Regions from separate parts of the Homo sapiens genome. Here all the other regions are linked to region 3. Evidence: chromatin contacts called from ENCODE Hi-C or POLR2A ChIA-PET data. All regions are on one chromosome and are shown on one strand. Each heading gives the region's core, a stretch centred on a gene start or an enhancer-like site at or near the end of the contact. The rest is flanking DNA. Distances are from core to core; before and after follow the strand shown.

Region 1 (4,008 bases), core at 1,099-3,598, 40 kb after region 3:
ACTGTCTCAAAAAAAAAAAAGGCTTAAAGATAACTTAGTGGTGGAGCCTGGTCTCAGGACACAGGTGTGTGGCTTTTACTTTACTGAAGCTGGCCGGGGGGCCATGGCTCACACCTGGAACCCCAAACACTTTGGGAAGCCAAGGTGGGAGGATTGCTTGGAGTTTGAGACCAGCCTGGGCAACATGGCAAAACCCTGTCTCTACAAAAAAATACAAAAAAAAAAAAAATTGTGCTGGGCATAGTGGCATGCACCTGTAGTCCCAGCTACTGAGGAGGCTGAGGTGGGAGGATCACCTGAGCCAGGGAAGTTAAGGCTGCAGTGAGCTGTGATCGCACCACTGCACTCCAGCCTGGTAAAACAAACAAAAACACAACACTGGGGGTGGTGGCTGACGCTTGCAATCCCCGCACTTTGGGAAGCTCAGGTGGGTGATCACTCCAGTCCAGAAGTTCCAGACCAGCCTGGCAACTTAAGACCCTGTCTCTATTTTAAAAACAACAGGGCCGGGTGCGGTGGCTCACGCCTGTAATCACAGCACTTTGGGAGTCCAAGGTGGGAGGATCACCTGAGGTCTGGAGCTTGAGACCAGCCTGGCCAACATAGTGAAACCCTATATCGACTAAAAATACGAAAATTAGCCAGGTTGGTGACAGGCGGCTGTAGTCCCAGCTACTTAGAAGGCTGAGGCACGAGAATTGCTTGAACCTGGGAGGTGGAAGTTGCAGTGAGCTGAGATAGCGCCACTGTACTCCAGCCTGGGAAACAGAGCTAGACTTTGTCTCAAAAAAAAAAAAAAAAAAATAGCAGTAGCAACAAAAACTTTACAGAAAGGGTATAACACCTCTTTATATGATAGCTGTGAATAGCGTGAGAATGGCAACTGGCATAGGTATTTGCATAAGACTCAGGTCCGGAAGCTGGACTAGAATGATGCTAAGAGGCTCCCTCACCTCAGTGAATAAAAAACAATACCTTCTTGTTAAGAGGACTCATTAGACACAAAACCTTAGCACTGCCCAGGACTCCACACACAGCAACCACAGCATCTGACCTGTTCCAATATATTTTTTTTTTTGGAGCTCTCTATAGCTCTATCCTAAATCCCCCAAGAGAACAGAAATAAAAGCACACACAACTATCCTCTTATGAGCCAACCTTAACTAGAGTCTCTCTAGATCTAAGCATCTGCTACTCTTTCCCCAGTCAGAACCACTGAATTTTATTTTATTTTATTTTTTGAGACAGTTTCTCTCTTGCTGCGCAGGCTGGAGAGCAATGGTATGATCTAGGCTCCCCGCAACCTCCGCTTCCCGGGTTCAAGTGATTCTCCTGCCTCAGCCTCCTGAGTAGCTAGGATTACAAGTATGCGCTACCACGCCCACCTAATTTTATATTTTTAGTAGAGATGGGGTTTCTACATGTTGGTCAGGCTGGTCTCGAACTCCCGACCTCAGGTGATCCTCCCGCCTCGGCCTCCCAAAGCGCTGCGATTACAGGCGTGAGCCACTGAGACAGGCAGAACCACTTAATTTCTAACAGAAGAAAAGATTTAGGCCGGGCGCGGTGGCACCTGCCTATAATCCCAGAATTTTGGGAGTCTGAGGCAGGAAGATCGCTTGAGCCCAGGAGTTAGAGACCAGCTTCGGCAACATATTAAGACCCTACATCTAGTGAGTCTCTGCAAACAGTGGTAATAATAATATTATTAGCCAGAACAGATGTGGTGGCACCCTCCCACGGTCCCAGCTACTTCAAAGGCTGAGGCGTGAGGACTGCTTGAACCTGAGAGGTCAAGGGTTCAGTGAGCCGAGATCCTGCCACAGCGCTCCAGCCTGGGAAACAGAGTAAGACCCTCAAAAAAGAGAAGAAAAAAAAAAAAAAAAAAAAAAAAAAGGCTGGGCGCGGTGGCTCACGCCTGTAATCCCGGCACCTTGGGAGGCCGAGGCGGACTGAGACCAGCCTGGCCAACATGGTGAAACCCCGTCTCTACTAAAAATACAAAAAAATTAGCTGGGCATAGTGGCAGGTGCCTGTAGTCTCAGCTACTCGGGAGGCTGAGGCAGGAGAATGGCCTGAACCCGGGAGGCGGAGCTTGCAGTGAGCCGAGATCGCGCCACCGCACTCCAGCCTGGGCGACAGAGCGAGACTCCGTCTCAGAAAAAAAATATATGAAATAAAAGGAGAAATTTTACCAACTGTGGAATGGAGAAATAAAGAAATGAAGTTGCAGAGCTGCCGGAGAGCTACTCACCTCCCAACACCTGGCCCTACTCGCCGGCGGAGATGAGGGCTGCAGGTTGAGAAAGCTCTAATAAGGCTTCTCTCTCGGCCGCAGCCCTGTGATTGGCCCTCGGGGCGTAATCGTTGCTGAGCACTTCCTGTATCCACCGGAATTACTGAGAGGTCTTTTGGGGGCGGGGGGTGTTGGGGGGCGGTCCTTCACCTGAGCTTCCGGATCTCCACCTGTGGTCCTCCATCTTGACTGCCTGTTAAACTTACCTATGTGGAGCCTCATTTCAAAGCACGAACGCCTAGAGATTCTGCTTGATTGGTTACACTGGGACTGCCCAGACCCTGGAGTTCTTTCGAGAGTCCCAGATAACTGTGATTGCGGCCGAGGCTGAGAATCACCGCTTAGAAGCCTCAGCTGTGATTGGCTACCTTCTCCCATCACCCCAGGTATATTATTAATAAAAATCCAACCGTATTTCAAGTGAAATATCAATGACACGTCAACTATGAGACGCATGAAAAGCACCAAGTTCATCAGTTTCACATTCACAGTATTATTATTATTTTATTTTTAATGGAGTCTTGCTCTGTTCCCCAGGCTGGAGTGCAACGGCACGATCTCGGCTCCCCGCAGCCTCCGCCTGCCGGCTTCAAGTGATTCCCCTGCCTCAGCCTCCCGAGTAGCTGAGATTACAAGCATGCGCCACAACGCCTGGTTAATTTTTGTATTTTTTTCAATAGAGACGGGGTTTTGCCATGCTGGCCAGGCTGGTCTCAAACTCCCGACCTCAGGTGATCTGCCAGCCTCAGCCTCCTAAAGTGCTGGGATTACAGGCGTGAGCCACCTACTAAAAATACAAAAAATTAGCCGGGCGTGGTGGCGGGCGCCTGTAGTCCCAGCTACTCGGGAGGCTGAGGCAGGAGAATGGCGTGAACCCGGGAGGCGGAGCTTGCAGTGAGCAGAGATCGCGCCACTGCACTCCAGCCTGGGCGACAGAGCGAGACTCCGTCTCAGAAAAAAAATATATGAAATAAAAGGAGAAATTTTACCAACTGTGGAATGGAGAAATAAAGAAATGAAGTTGCAGAGCTGCCGGAGAGCTACTCACCTCCCAACACCTGGCCCTACTCGCCGGCGGAGATGAGGGCTGCAGGTTGAGAAAGCTCTATTAAGGCTTCTTTCTCGGCCGCAGCCCTGTGATTGGCCCTCGGGGCGTAATCGTTGCTGAGCACTTCCTGTATCCACCGGAATTACTGAGAGGTCTTTTGGGGGCGGGGGGTGTTGGGGGGCGGTCCTTCACCTGAGCTTCCCGATCTCCACCTGTGGTCCTCCATCTTGACTGCCTGTTAAACTTACCTATGTGGAGCCTCATTTCAAAGCACGAACGCCTAGAGATTCTGCTTGATTGGTTACACTGGGACTGCCCAGACCCTGGAGTTCTTTCGAGAGTCCCAGATAATTGTGATTGCGGCCGAGGCTGAGAATCACCGCTTAGAAGCCTCAGCTGTGATTGGCTACCTTCTCCCATCACCCCAGGTATATTATTAATAAAAATCCAACCGTATTTCAAGTGAAATATCAATGACACGTCAACTATGAGACGCATGAAAAGCACCAAGTTCATCAGTTTCACATTCACAGTATTATTATTATTTTATTTTTAATGGAGTCTTGCTCTGTTCCCCAGGCTGGAGTGCAACGGCACGATCTCGGCTCCCCGCAGCCTCCGCCTGCCGGCTTCAAGTGATTCCCCTGCCTCAGCCTCCCGAGTA
Region 2 (3,458 bases), core at 96-2,595, 59 kb after region 3:
CCACAACATACACTGTTTTATTTAAAAACAATTTTAGGCCAGGTGCGGTGGCTCATGCCTGTAATCACCTGACATCAGGAGTTTGAGACCAGCCTGACCAATATGGTGAAACCCTGTCTCTACTAAAAATACAAAAAATTAGTTGGGCATGGTGGCATGTGCCTGCAGTCCCAGCTACTTGGGAAGCTGAGGCATCAGAATTGCTTGAACCTGGAAGGCAGAGGTTGCAAGAATGGAGATTGCACCACTGCACTCCAGCCTGGGCCACAGAGCAAGACTCCATCCAAAAAAAAAAATTAAATATCAGTTATCTATTTATTTTTTTGAGACTGGGTCTCACTCTGTGGCCTAGGCTGGAGTGAGATGGCCAGTCACAGCTCACTGCAGCCTCAAACTCCTGAGCTCAGGTGATCCTCCCACCTCAGCCTCCTGAATAGCTGGGATTACAGGTGCAGCCCATCATGTATGGCTAATTTTTTTGTTTTTGTTTTTGAGACAGTCTTGCTCTTGTCACCCAGGCTGGAGTGCAATGGCGTGATCGTGCCTCACTCACCCTCCACCTCCCTAGTTCAAGTGATTGTCCTGTCTCAGCCTCCCGAGTAGCTGGGATTACAGGCACCTGCCACCACACCTGGCTAATTTTTTGTATGTTTAGTAGAGACAGAGTTTCACCACGTTGGCCAGTCTGGTCTCCAACTCCTGACCTCAGGTGATCCACCCGCCTCGGCTTCCCAAATTGCTGGGACTACAGGCATGAGCTACCACGCCCAGCCTATGCATGGCTAATTATTAAATATTTTTGAAGAGATGGCATCTTGCTATGTTGCCTAGGCTGGTATCAAACTCCTGGCCCCTAGGGATCCACTGGCCTAGGCCTCTCAGCCTGCTGGGATTTATAGGCAGGAGGCACCACAGTTGGCCACAAAGTAGACTTATTGTATTTGTAACTTAGGAAGTCACGGGAGTTTTTGTCCTCTTTTTTTTTAATTTTTATTTATTTTTGTTTAATTTTTTTTCTCTACAAGAGTTTTTAAAGCTGGGAGCCAGGTACCCTGCAAAACCCAAAATGTGTATTTCCTGTTCTGTCGCCTATCACACCTGGCCCGGGTGGTCTAGGAAGGGAATTGCACATTAATCTCACCTGGGGAGATTCAGCAAGCCGTAATTCTCCAAAGCCCACTGAAGCCCAATTACAGCCAAATCCCTGAGGATGGGGCCCAGGTGATGTCAAGGTGAGCCTGAGGTCAGTGGTTGGGAGCCACCCAATGTTAATCTCAGTGGGGCGGTTCCACCCTGGGCGGGAAAGCTGTCTCTCCACCTAGCGTACCAAGGGCCAGAGACCTCCCCTTTTTATCCGTTTCCTTTGCAGGAAACACAGGCTGGAAGCAAGACCTGACCTGAGGGAGGTGAGTGCTGGTTCTTGCATCGATTTCTTTGTCTTCTCGTTTAAGGGAGAAGAAGCTATTGGTTGAGTTTCCACCATAGCCCTTCCCAAGCCTTAATGGTTGGTGCGAGGATGCTGGAAGGATCTTTGATTTTTTTTTTTTTGAGACGGAGTCTCCCTCTGTCGCCCAGGCTGGAGTGCAGTGGCGTGATCTTGGTTCGCTGCAAACTCCGCCTCCTGGGTTCACCCGCCATTCTCCTGCCTCAGCCTCCTGAGTAGCTGGGACTACAGGCACGTGCCACCATGCCCAGCTAATTTTTGTATTTTTAGTAGAGACGGGGTCTCACCATGTTGGCCAGGCTGGTCTTGAACTCCTGACTTTAGGTAATCTGTCTGCCTCGGCCTCCCAAAGTGCTGGGATTCCAGGTGTGAGCCACCACGCCTGGCCTAATGTCTTAAGGACTTCTATTCAAATATAGTTTAGAGGAGTTCAGGAGATTGAGACTAGCCTGGGCAACATGGTAAAACTCTGTCATTACAAAAAAATATAAGGCCAGGCACAGTGGTTCATGCCTGTTATCCCAACACTTTGGGAGGCCGAGGCGGGTGGATCACTTGAGGCCAGAAGTTTGAGACCAGCCTGCCCAAAATGGTGAAACCCTGTCTCTACTAAAAACACAAAAATTAGCCAGGTGTGGTGGTGCATGCCTGTAATCCCAGTTACTTGGAAGGTTGAGGCAGGAGAATAGCTTAAACCTAGGAGGGGGAGGTTGCAATGAGCTGAGATCGCGCCACTGCACTCCAGCCTGGGAGACAGAGTGCGACTCCGTCTCAAAAAACAAAGAAGGCCAGACCTTGTGCTGTGTCCAAGCTACTTGTGGGGTGAGGTGGGAGGATCACCTGAGCCAGGAGGTGGGGGCTGCAATGAGGTGTGATTGAGCCACTGCACTCCAGCCTGGATGAGATGAAGACCCTGTTTAAAAAAAAAAAAAAGTAGGCTGGGCGCGGTGGCTCACGCCTGTAATCCCAGCACTTTCAGATCACCTGAGGCCGGGAGTTTGAGACCAGCCTGACCAACATGGAGAAACCCCATCTCTACTAAAAATACAAAATTAGCTGGGCGTGGTGGCACATGCCTGTAATCCCAGCTACTCGGGAGGCTGAGGCAGGAGAATCACTTGAACCCGGGAGGCGGAGGTTGCGGTGAGCTGAGATTGCGCCACTGCACTCCAGCCTGGGCAACCAGAGTGAAATGCTGCATCAAAAAAAAAAAAAAATGTAAATGGCCAGATGCGGTGGCTCACGCCTGTGATCCCAGCACTTTGGGAGGCCGAGGCGGGTGGATCAGCTGAGGTCAGGAGTTCGAGGCCAGCCTGGCCAACATAGAGAAACCCTGTCTCGGCCGGGCGCGGTGGCTCACGCCTGTAATCCCAGCACTATGGGAGGCCGAGGCGGGCGGATCACGAGGTCAGAAGATCGAGACCATCCTGGCTAACACGGTGAAACCCCATCTCTACTAAAAATACAAAAAAAATTAGCTGGGCATAGTGGCGGGCGCCTGTAGTCCCAGCTACTTGGGAGGCTGAGGCAGGAGAATGGCGTGAACCTGGGAGGCGGAGCTTGCAGTGAGCCCAGATCGCGCCACTGCACTCCAGCCTGGGTGACAGAGCAAGACTCCATCTCAGAAAAAAACAAGAAACCCTGTCTCTACTAAAAATACAAAAACTAGCCCGGCGTGATGCGGTGCGCCTGTAATCCCAGCTTCTTGAGAGGCTGAGGCACTAGAATCACTTGAACCTGGGAGGTGGAGGTTGCAGTGAGTCGAGATTGTGCCACTGCACTCCAGCCTGGGCAACAGAGGGAGACTCCATCTCAAAAAAAAGAAAAAAAGAAAAAAATGTACTTGGGAAAAAAAATACTTGGCCAGGCCTGGTGGCTCATACCTGTAATCCCAGCACTTTGGGAGGCTGAGGTGGGCAGATCACCTGAGGTCAGGAGTTCAAGACCAGCCTGGCCAACATGGTGAAACCCCGTTTGTACTAAAAATACAAAAAAAATTAGGTGTGGTGGGGCA
Region 3 (3,568 bases), core at 918-3,417:
TCTACTACTCCTCATGGATTATTCAGGCCCCCTCCCTTCCCTACACATCAAGCTCAAGGATTTGCCCCCGCCCAGGACTGGCAAATTAGCTTTACTCAACATGCCCCGAGTAAGATAACTAAAATACCTCTTAGTCTAGGTAGACACTTTCACTGGGTAAGTACAGTCCTTTCCTACAGGGTCTGAGAAGGCCACCGCAGTCATTTCTTCCCTTCTGTCAGACATAATTCTTCAGTTTAGCCTTGTCATTCCCTTCTGTCAGACAAAATTCCTCAGTTCAGCCTTCCCACCTCTATACAGTCTGCTAACAGACCAGCCTTTATTAGTCAAATCAGCCAAGCATTTTTTCAGGCTCTTAGTATTCAGTGACAGACTAATGGTCTATTAAAAACACACCTCACCAAGCTCAGCCACCAACTTAAAAAGGACTGGACAATACTTTTACCATTTTCGCTTCCAGAATTCAGGCCTGTCCTTGGAATGCTACAAGATACAGCCCATTTAAGCTCCTGTGTAGACACTCCTTTTTATTAGGCCCCAGTCTCATTCCAGACACCAGACCAACTTAGATTGTGCCCCAAAAAACTTGTCATCCCTACTATCTTCTGTCTAGTCATACTCCTATTCACCGTTCTCAACTACTCACACATGCCCTGCTCTTGTTTACACTGCCAGTTTACACTGTTTCTCCAAGCCAGCACAGCTGGTATCTCCTGGTACTATCCCCATACCGCCACTGTTAACTCTTAAAATAAATAAATAATCTTTGCTGGCAAGGCTATGCTGAACCTCCTTAGGCACTTTCTAATTAGATGTCCTGAGTCGTCCCAATTCTTAGACCTTTAATACCTGTTTTTCTCCTTTCCTTATTCCCTTTAGTTTTTCAATTCATACAAAACTGTATCCAGGCCATCACCAATAATTCTAAATGACAAATGTTTCTTTTAACAATCCCACAATGTCACCCCTTACCACAAAATCTTCCTTCAGCTTAATCGCTCCCACTTTAGGTTCCCACGCCGCCCCTAATCCTGCTCAAAGCAGCCTTGAGAAACATCACCCATTATCTCTCCATACCACCCCCAAAAATTTTTGCTGTCCCAACACTTTACCCCTATTTCATTTTATTTTTCTTATTAATATAAGAAGACAGGAATGTCAGGCCTCTGAGCCCAAGCTAAGCCATCATATCCCCTGTGACCTGCACGTACACATCCAGATGGCCGGTTCGTGCCTTAACTGATGACATTCCACCACAAAAGAAGCGAAAATGGCCTGTTCCTGCCTTAACTGATGACATTGTCTTGTGAAATTCCTTCTCCTGGCTCATCCTGGCTCAAAAGCTCCCCTACTGAGCACCTTATGACCCCGACTCTGCCCGCCAGAGAACAACCCCCCTTTGACTGTAATTTTCCTTTACCTACCCACATCCTATAAAACGGCCCCACCCCTATCCCCCTTCGCTGACTCTCTTGTCAGACTCAGCCCACCTGCACCCAGGTGATTAAAAGCTTTATTGCTCACACAAAGCCTGTTTGGTGGTCTCTTCACACGGACGTGCATGAAAGGTGCGTGTATATTTTTGTAACACAATAAATAATAACAGTATACACTTTTTCTTTTAGAAGTATGCTGTTAAACAGAATTAAGAACAGGAAGTCTCAAAATTGTTTCTTTCAGGAGAGAAGACTTATTAATGGGGGAGAGTTCTGAACCACTTGCTTTGCATACTGCCACTTAGTTAAAAAATCGCATTTTAACTTAAAAATATCCAAAAATAACACAGTTTTATAATAAATTATTACGAATATCACAAAATAATAAAAATACAAGTAATGCAGAGTGGAAATGCAAAGCTATGAGTGCTAGACGGCTAACAAGTCATAACAAACAACACCAAAATTAAAGAACAAGATAGTTGTGACTTACCTTGGTCAATCACTTTCCATAGTAGTCATTCAATCCAGGATCTCATCTCTGAAAATGAAGGAAAAAAGCAACAGAAAATAGTGTAGAGGTCTCTGGTGTTCCAAGAATAGGCGCTGCAGAGAGATGTGGGTGCCTGGGCTGTGCCCAGTCACTGAAATGGCACACCTGATGCTACCTGTTCACTTCGGGCTGAGCAGGAGAGAGAAAAGACGTTCCCCTCAGCCACTTCCCGTCTTCTGATTTCACTTCTTGCCTGCCTCCGACTGCAAATCCTGGTTTGACGTCACTTCCTGTCTTCTGATTTTACTTCCTGTATGACCTCACTTCCTGTCTTCTACAACCACTTCCTGTCTTCTTACTTCACTTCCTGTCTTCTGACTTTACTTCCTGTATGACTTCACTTCTTGTCTTCTACCACCACTTCCTGTCTTCCGAATTTACCTCCTATCTTGACTTCACTTCTTGTTTTTTTTTTTTTTTTTTGACAGGGTCTCGCTCTGTCTCCTAGGGTGGAGTGCAGTTGTGCCAGCTTGAAACCACCTTTCCAAAATTATGACTGAGACAGTGAAAGAGATTTAACTGACTCCATTTTGCTTCTAACCTCCAAGCTGTCCTTTTTCATTCCTGGGCATAGGCTGAACTTTGGGAGAAACTTATAGTTTAAACAAAGATGATAGCCCTTTTCCAAAGCACACCTCTTTGTTGCCTGGGGACTAGATTGGCCCTGTAGGACGAACATTAGCCACGAGATTAGAAATTATGACTTAGGAGTCATGCAGCTGGAGGCTACAAGATTGTGACCCTCCCTAAACTGCTTCTAAGATCAGCGTTTAACTTGCAGACCCTGTACTTGATGGATCAGCTGGCACCACCCATATCAATAAACTGGCCCATCTTATCTTTTGGCCTCCACTCAGGAACTGAGTGCAAGAAGATAGCTTTGGCTCCCACGATTTCATCCCTGACCAAACAGCACTCCTGGCTCACTGGCTTCCCACCCACCCACCAAGTTATCCTTAAAAACGCTTCCTGAATGCTGGGAGACACTGATTTGAATAATAATAAAACTCTGGTCTCTCGTAGAGCCAGCTCTGCATGAATTATTCTCTATTGCGATTCCCTGTCTTGACGAATCAGCTCTGTCTAGGCAGTGGGCAAGGTGAACACATTGGACTATTACAATCTTGGCTCACTGCAACCTCCACCGCCTGGGTTCAAGTGATTCTCCTGCCTCAGACTCCCAAGTAGCTGAGATCACAGACGTGCACTACCATGCTCAGCTACATTTTTTTTTCTGTCCCCCGGGCTGGAGTGCAATGGTGCGATCTCGGCTCATTGCAACCTCCGCCTTCCGGGTTTAAGCGATTCTCCTGCCTCAGCCTCCAGAGTAGCTGGGATTACAGGCATGCACCACCAAGCCTGGCTACTTTTGGTATTTTTAGTAGAGACAGGGTTTCACCATGTTGGCCAGGCTGGTCTCAAACTCCTGACCTCATGTGATCCACCTGCCTCTGCCTCCCAAAGTGCTGGGATTACAGGTGCGATCCACCATGCCCAGCCCATTCCGTCTTCTGACTTGACTTCCTGCCTGACTTCACTTCCTGAAGGATGTGGTTACCATGGAAGTTGTTTTGGGGCA

What was found. Hi-C counts contacts between places; a loop is a spot of excess contacts on that map. ChIA-PET counts read pairs that join two places held with the same protein, here RNA polymerase II (POLR2A). Pooled maps may share reads with other maps.
Region 1: a map with no recorded cell type shows a loop between it and region 3 (2.8-fold over the local background). The contact joins the promoter of NLRP2 here to the promoter of GP6-AS1 in region 3. A Hi-C loop is called at or near these places in 4 of 37 single-sample maps with no recorded cell type and 8 of 50 pooled maps. POLR2A ChIA-PET finds 5 or more read pairs at or near these places in 9 of 52 experiments (B cell, HEK293, K562 and 6 more).
Region 2: a loop to region 3 is called in a pooled map, with 2.3 times the contacts of the local background. The contact joins the promoter of NLRP7 here to the promoter of GP6-AS1 in region 3. A Hi-C loop is called at or near these places in 1 of 168 maps with a recorded cell type or tissue (OCI-LY7), 6 of 37 single-sample maps with no recorded cell type and 6 of 50 pooled maps. POLR2A ChIA-PET finds 5 or more read pairs at or near these places in 6 of 52 experiments (H1, K562, WTC11 and 1 more).

Annotation. Positions count from the first base shown.
Region 1 is chr19:54,964,714-54,968,721 of GRCh38, reverse strand. It overlaps NLRP2 (NLR family pyrin domain containing 2), which reads right to left and starts at 2,348. Exons shown (of 13, transcript NM_017852.5): 1 at 2,255-2,348. It also overlaps a transcript of NLRP7 not described here.
Region 2 is chr19:54,945,417-54,948,874 of GRCh38, reverse strand. It overlaps NLRP7 (NLR family pyrin domain containing 7), which reads left to right and starts at 1,345. Exons shown (of 11, transcript NM_001127255.2): 1 at 1,345-1,406.
Region 3 is chr19:55,004,826-55,008,393 of GRCh38, reverse strand. It overlaps GP6-AS1 (GP6 antisense RNA 1), which reads right to left and starts at 2,167. Exons shown (of 3, transcript XR_001754013.3): 1 at 2,105-2,167; 2 at 1,930-1,977.